2 separate regions of the Mus musculus genome follow, and region 1 is linked to region 2. A link is a loop called in an ENCODE intact Hi-C map of the cell type or tissue named here. Cell type or tissue: gastrocnemius. All regions are shown on one strand. Links, peaks and the distances in the headings refer to the core of each region. The heading gives the core; the rest is flanking DNA. Region 1 overlaps Kcnc1 (potassium voltage gated channel, Shaw-related subfamily, member 1). Region 2 overlaps Sergef (secretion regulating guanine nucleotide exchange factor).

Region 1 (2,906 bases), core at 295-2,794, 110 kb before region 2:
TGGATGCCTCTCCCAGCACACAGACTTTCCAAACCACCTCCCGAGAGGGCACACTCTGCCATGCACACACACTCCCCAGCTCTTACCATCTCAGAGCCCTGCAGGGAGCTCCTTCCGCCTACTGCTCCCTGAGCAGGTGCCAGCAAGGGAGGAGTGGGGAGCAGGAGCAGGCGTCAGGACCCATCAGAGCACTGGGGCCTCCCTGGGCTTACTGCTGGAGGCTGTAGATAAAACAAACAAATGGAAAGGATTCGAGCTCTCCAAGGCTGTAGCCCTGTACACTGTGGACGTACCCAACCTAAGGAAGTCCAGATGAGACTAATTCAGTTTCTAAACCCAACTCAACTGACACTTTATTTAAGACAATTGGCTCTCCTGTCTGCTCTGCATCACTGACTTCAATGGGTGTTATGCGCCACCGTGGGGGTGGATCCCATTAGGCAGAAAACCTGACCTGCAGTTTCTGGGAGCCTGAAGCCTGGACATGGGCCTGATTAGCCATCATGGGCTCCTACTGCCTGCAACCTTGATCCCCCGCAGCAAGTCTAGCTCTCACTTTCGTGGTTGAGGGAGGGGAGACTGGGACTGGTCAAGGTCACACAGCAAGTGAGTGGCTGAGCGTCATGTCAGTCTCTGTCGTGTGTTCTGACCAGAGCCTGTTCCTGAAATGCAGATCCCCATGGCGAACCCCTGAACAGCTCTGAAAGGCAAGCACATTTTTTTTCTAAAGGCAAGCGTGGCATAAATAATTCATAAGTGGAAGTCATAGCACATATTGGTCATTTCAATAGATAGTAGGTTGCCTTTCCAATTTATGGTTTCAGGGGTGGGGCTGTGATAAAAATAACTTGGTGATTTCTAAAACATCTTAAGTCAACAGATCCCTAGTAGGTTTGTCTGACTTTACAGCCAACAGCCTCACCATCCTGGTTACCATAGAAATGGGATGCCTTGCTCTGTTGCTATGGCTACCACTTTCTAGAACACAATTGGTGGGTCTCATGGTTTGTGATTTGGTTCTGGGGGAAAAAAATAAAATAAAAAGAGCCAGAAACTACCAGCTTGTGTTTGTGTAGCACCATCAAGCAGTTGCCGCTGAGTGTCCTGAATTTTACAAGGCAGCCACCTCGCTGGCCAGGTTGGGGGCCAGCTACCTCTGGGCTACCTGACAGAGCTCTTCATCCTCACGTCATAGTCCCAGGAGGGATCAGCTGACCTGGTCCTGACTATGGTGGGGCTCAGCTGCTCTGGGAAAAGAATGGATAAAGGAGCCACCATCACGGGAATGGCAGTCTGAGGGTGGCAGGGAAGGCTGAGGGGGCAGAGAGGCAAGACAGACTGAGCTGCCCGAGCTGTGGGAAACTCAGTCGCCCCCTAGCGGGGATGGGGTGGAGACAGGCAGAGAGCTGTGCGGAAACTGCCAGGAGGGTAGGAGGGTGCCTAAGGCTGAAGTGCCTGGGCTGTGTGTGTGTGTGTGTGTGTGTGTGTGTGTGTGTGTGTGTGTGTGTGTGCGCGCGCGCGCGCGCGCTATGTGGTTCCAGCACTACTTCATGTGCTGCTCTGGGTGTGCACACATGATTTGTCTGTGTGCATACTACCGGGGTGTGACAGGTTGGTGTGAGGTAGCATACTGTGTTGAAGTCTTTGTGAGTTGGCTCTTGTCTTCTTTGTGTGGTCCAGGCACTGAGCTATATTCTCTACACCTATGCCCTCGTGTCTGAGCTTAGGACATCGGCTAAGCGTGTACTCTGGGTTATTGAATCCATGGTCTGTGGGTGACTTGGCACACAGTTCATATAGGGCACAGGTCCCAGCGCTTGCCCTGTGGACGATAACACCAGCATTACTCTCAAACTTGCTGTCCCGGGCCTATCAGGAAGAGCTTGCCTCTTTGTCTGGAGTCAATAATCACCGTGATTGTGTGTGTCGCCCTGCCACCACCACTTCCCCACCCTGGTCTTAGCTGTGCTCCATAATTCTGACTACTATGAGGTCTTTTCTACCAAGGGCTCAGCAAAGGCTGAAGGCTACATAGGATGCAGACTGGACCACCCAAGGATAATCTCATCACTGGTCCATCCTCAAAGGGCTGCTTCTGCTCCAGAGCAACTGAGTCTAAGATCCACAAAGGTGTAGCCGCAATCACATCTAGTTGGATCTAGTCACCTCTGCCCTTCATGAGCTACATGGGACAGCATGGCCTGCTCTTAGGGGGTCTGGGAAGAGGGAGCCATAGTCAACATTCGATCCAGGGCTGGCTTCTCAGTAAAACTCAGGCAGCTTGGTGGTGAGAGAGCTTATTGTCTGAGTTGATAAGCAGGGCTGTCTCAACTCCCTTATTCTCTTTGAAGCCCTTGGCTTAGTCCCCAAACCTTTGTTCTCGCCTTTCCTTTTAGACACGGTAGGGATATGACTGCCTGTTCTACCAAGATAGGATACATAGTAGATCCTGGAACTTTGGTAGTTTTTCCTCTCTCCTCCCAACCTTGGGTCTGGCAAAGGGATGAGCTGTTTTGGCTTTGGCTGGGTCCTGGCTGCTTTCCTGCTAGTCTAAGCTTAATGGAACACTGGGGTGTCTCAGCACTCCAGAAGTCGCTTCTTCCACAGCCCAGGAAGGATCCACACATGCCCAGAGAGAGGTCTTTGGGGCCCTGTGCTTGCTTAGTAGTGGTTTGGCTTTGTAGAAGCAGAGGCTGAGAAGGCAGAGGTCAGGGAGTCTATCAGGGTACTTCCTGATGGAGTCTTTCTGTCTGGCTCTGTCTGGCTCTTGCTTCCTACCTTCTAGCTTCCACTGTTAGTGCAGTGGGACCCAGACTGCACCTCGAGCCTTGATAAGCAGGGGTTTCCCCATGCTAGCCTTGTGTGTGTTGCATGTATTAATTTCTGGTATCTTCTTTAGTTACTCT
Region 2 (2,906 bases), core at 90-2,589:
AACTCTCCAAAGGATCTGTCAGGCAGACTGGCTTTATTCCACCCTCTGATTTCTCCTCCAAAGGGAAAGATGTGCTGTGCAGAGTGGAAGTGTTCTAACAAAGGTGGTCATTAAAGTGAATTTCAGTAAATTTAAGTAGAAATTATTGAAAACAATTTCTCAACAATACGAGCCCAGTGTTCTCTCAGAACTGCATACAAGCACAACAGTCCTGGTTCTTTCCACCAGGGGTTTTTCAGTTCTGAGAATCGGCCCTCACACTGAGATGAGGCCCATTGCTCACAAGTATTATTCAAGGAAACCCGATGGCTAAGGGAACCGTGCACACTGGCCTGAGGTACTGGACTGGGGCAGAGGAAGGATAGCATTATAGAAATGGGATTTGAGTGAGCCTGAGACCCTAGGTTAACTGAGCCTAGTGTTCCTTCCCTAACGTGTGGCTTATGGGTGAAGAACATCAGGTAAGCTCCTGACTTCACACACAGGACTAAAAAGCCAAAGGGGACTTGATGTTCTCCCAGCGAGCGGCATTAGAAACAAGGCATGATGTGGTTCTAACAGCACAGGGCAGGCCCACTTTTTCTGTCTATGCCTTAGCTTGCCTATCTCTACACCGAGCAGTGTGGATAGCAGATCCTTATGGTTCCAGGCAGCCTCCCATTCTGAGACAGACTCCAGTTCTATGCTACCACGGAGGCCACCGGCCTCCACAAGGCAGTCCTGAGATCTGCACGGCAAGCTCTGACCAGTTTTCCTCCATCTCTTCTTCTCTTGACCGAGTCCTCGATGCCTTCAAGAAGGTTCCCCTAGTCCCCTCTGGCGTAATCACTCACTTCTCTCTCTGGGAGCTCAGCACAAGAAGGTGACATAATTGGGGGAGAGGAGGGAGAGAGTTAAGGAAGGGGCAGGCGGAAACATGGGAATAGGAGGAACACTACCGGCCCCTCTGCTCATATTCCACTGTGTACCCCTATCAAACCCAGCTAGCCAGCTCATTACAGTACTAGTCCTGGGAATCCAAAAGCCTTGATGGTTTAGAAAGCCAGTGGCTAAGGATTCCAACTGAACCCTTCTCTGGCATTGTTTCTGAGCCAAAAGCCACCCCCATCCCAGGTTGTCAGGTATAACAGCTTTGTCCATCCACAGAGGAAGCAGAAGGCAAATTGGCCACAGGAGCAAGCACCTGCAGAGGGGGAGGGGAGCTGCAGCATTGAGCTGGTGGGGGCAGGGTGCTCGGCGCTGAGGCTCAGGCTGTGGGAGACAGTGCCATGCTGTGGCCACCTGCCGCCTCTGCGCTGCCTTCCGCAGCCTCTGCAGGTACCGAGCGAGCTCAAGTGAGGCCTGCTTCCTGACCCACTTTCCTCCCCATCTCTATTTAGCTGTTCACTGGTGATGCTCCTGGCATGCCAATCAGATACTGCAGCCGGCAGTGCAGCTTGTTACAACAAATCCACGGCTCCTAGTAAACTCAGTGGAAAAGTACTGCACCGAGCAGCCTAATTAAGCTGACGCAGTTTCCACGGCCACACAAGGAAAAGACAGGACCGAGGAAGGGGCTGGGGGTGGGGGGGGGGGCATGAGGTAGGGGCTGGTGAAGCCGACTGTGGTTGTAAGACACTTGAAGGAGGAGACTTTTCAGCCCAAGTTCTCTAGATCCAGAGCCCTGGAAGAGCCTCTGAATGTGCAGAGAAGGACTAGACTTCAGGTCTGCAGGCTGCACTGCCCTCCCTCACGCTGTGACCTTGGGCAAACTATTCCTATGGAGGGACGGGAGGGGGGGGGGGACGGGGGATGGGGGGGGGACGGGGGGGGGAGCACGACAGGGAATATCGAGCTTGACTGTTGTTAAAACAGACTGTGAGTCTTATTCTCCAGACTGTCAAACTGTCAAACTTATGACAAAAGAAAAAGAAAAACAGAAAAAAGAATCATGAACTGTCACTGGGCCCCATGAAAGAACAGAGCCAGAGACTTCCTTTCTGGTTCCCTTTTGGCTGCCCGCTTATTGTGACCTTGGGCAAACCACGTGAACTCTAGACATTTCGAAGCCTTCATCAGATGAAGAGGCTGGATGGACCCTGGTGGGTGGTGGTGGGGGCAACTCCAATGCCAGTGCTCCACTTGAGTCCATAAAAGGCTGAGGGCATCAGCCCTGTCCTCCCAGCACCACCTTGTATGGTTACCCACACCAGACCTTGTTTTCTCTGGGCAGGAAGGAGTAGCCCGTTCTTGCCCTTCTGTTGAAAAATTTAGTCTAGCAATGCAAAGCAGCAGTGTGTCTCTCCTTGCTTTTCTTTAGACAACTTGGCAACTCTGGCTGTGAGGTCACCTTGTCCCCAGTACCCCTGCTGCTGAGACAGGAGTGAGGATGAACTGCAGGGATGCTGAGAGGCACACGTGGAAGGGATACCACAGAACACTGAGCCTCTCTCCTCAGGACTGCGCAGGCCAGGGTGGTTGGGCATGCAGAACCAGCCAAGAAGCAAGTGTCAGGTGAAGGAAGAACATGGAGACAGGGAGGCAGAGACATGGCAGGGTGAGGCAGAACAGCTCTGGGTTTGACAGACCCATCAGAGGCTACATGAAGCCACTTCCTGCATGTCGGAATCCGTTATTTGATATCACTACCACAACCTTTGCTCAACTTGGTCTCGGTCACTGCCACAGTCCCTTCACCCCACCACCACTATTCTAGGCTGACTACTCCTCCGCTACAGCTCTCGCCAGCACACGATGCCCTGTCCCCATTAAAGTATCTCCTTGTACCTTACCTACAACTCCCCAACCACCACTGCCACCCACCCACCCACCCACTGAAGCAATTTCAACTCATCCCTTGGGCTCAACCCTGTCTGTTCCAGAAAGACACGTCTGCTCCCTGAATCTGGATTACACATACTCTCCTC

Evidence for each region. Hi-C counts contacts between places; a loop is a spot of excess contacts. Peaks named below come from ENCODE experiments on the same cell type or tissue, not always from the same donor. Only the 100,000 strongest peaks of a DNase experiment are listed, where the experiment ranks them.
Region 1: it touches region 2 in a loop (1.9-fold over the local background); 2 of 42 quality-filtered maps call a loop at or near these places.

Annotation. Positions count from the first base shown.
Region 1 is chr7:46,421,618-46,424,523 of GRCm38, forward strand. All of the region lies in intron 1 of Kcnc1 (potassium voltage gated channel, Shaw-related subfamily, member 1), which reads left to right. Among named protein-coding and RNA genes, the nearest start is that of Kcnc1, 27 kb to the left of the region's middle. In gastrocnemius, for the core only: a CTCF peak has its summit at 1,374; DNase peaks (open chromatin) are centred at 1,367 and 2,539; H3K27ac peaks cover 1,681 bases.
Region 2 is chr7:46,534,294-46,537,199 of GRCm38, forward strand. The region is part of intron 9 of Sergef (secretion regulating guanine nucleotide exchange factor); the gene reads right to left. Among named protein-coding and RNA genes, the nearest start is that of Sergef, 100 kb to the right of the region's middle. In gastrocnemius, for the core only: a CTCF peak has its summit at 1,284; a DNase peak (open chromatin) is centred at 1,248.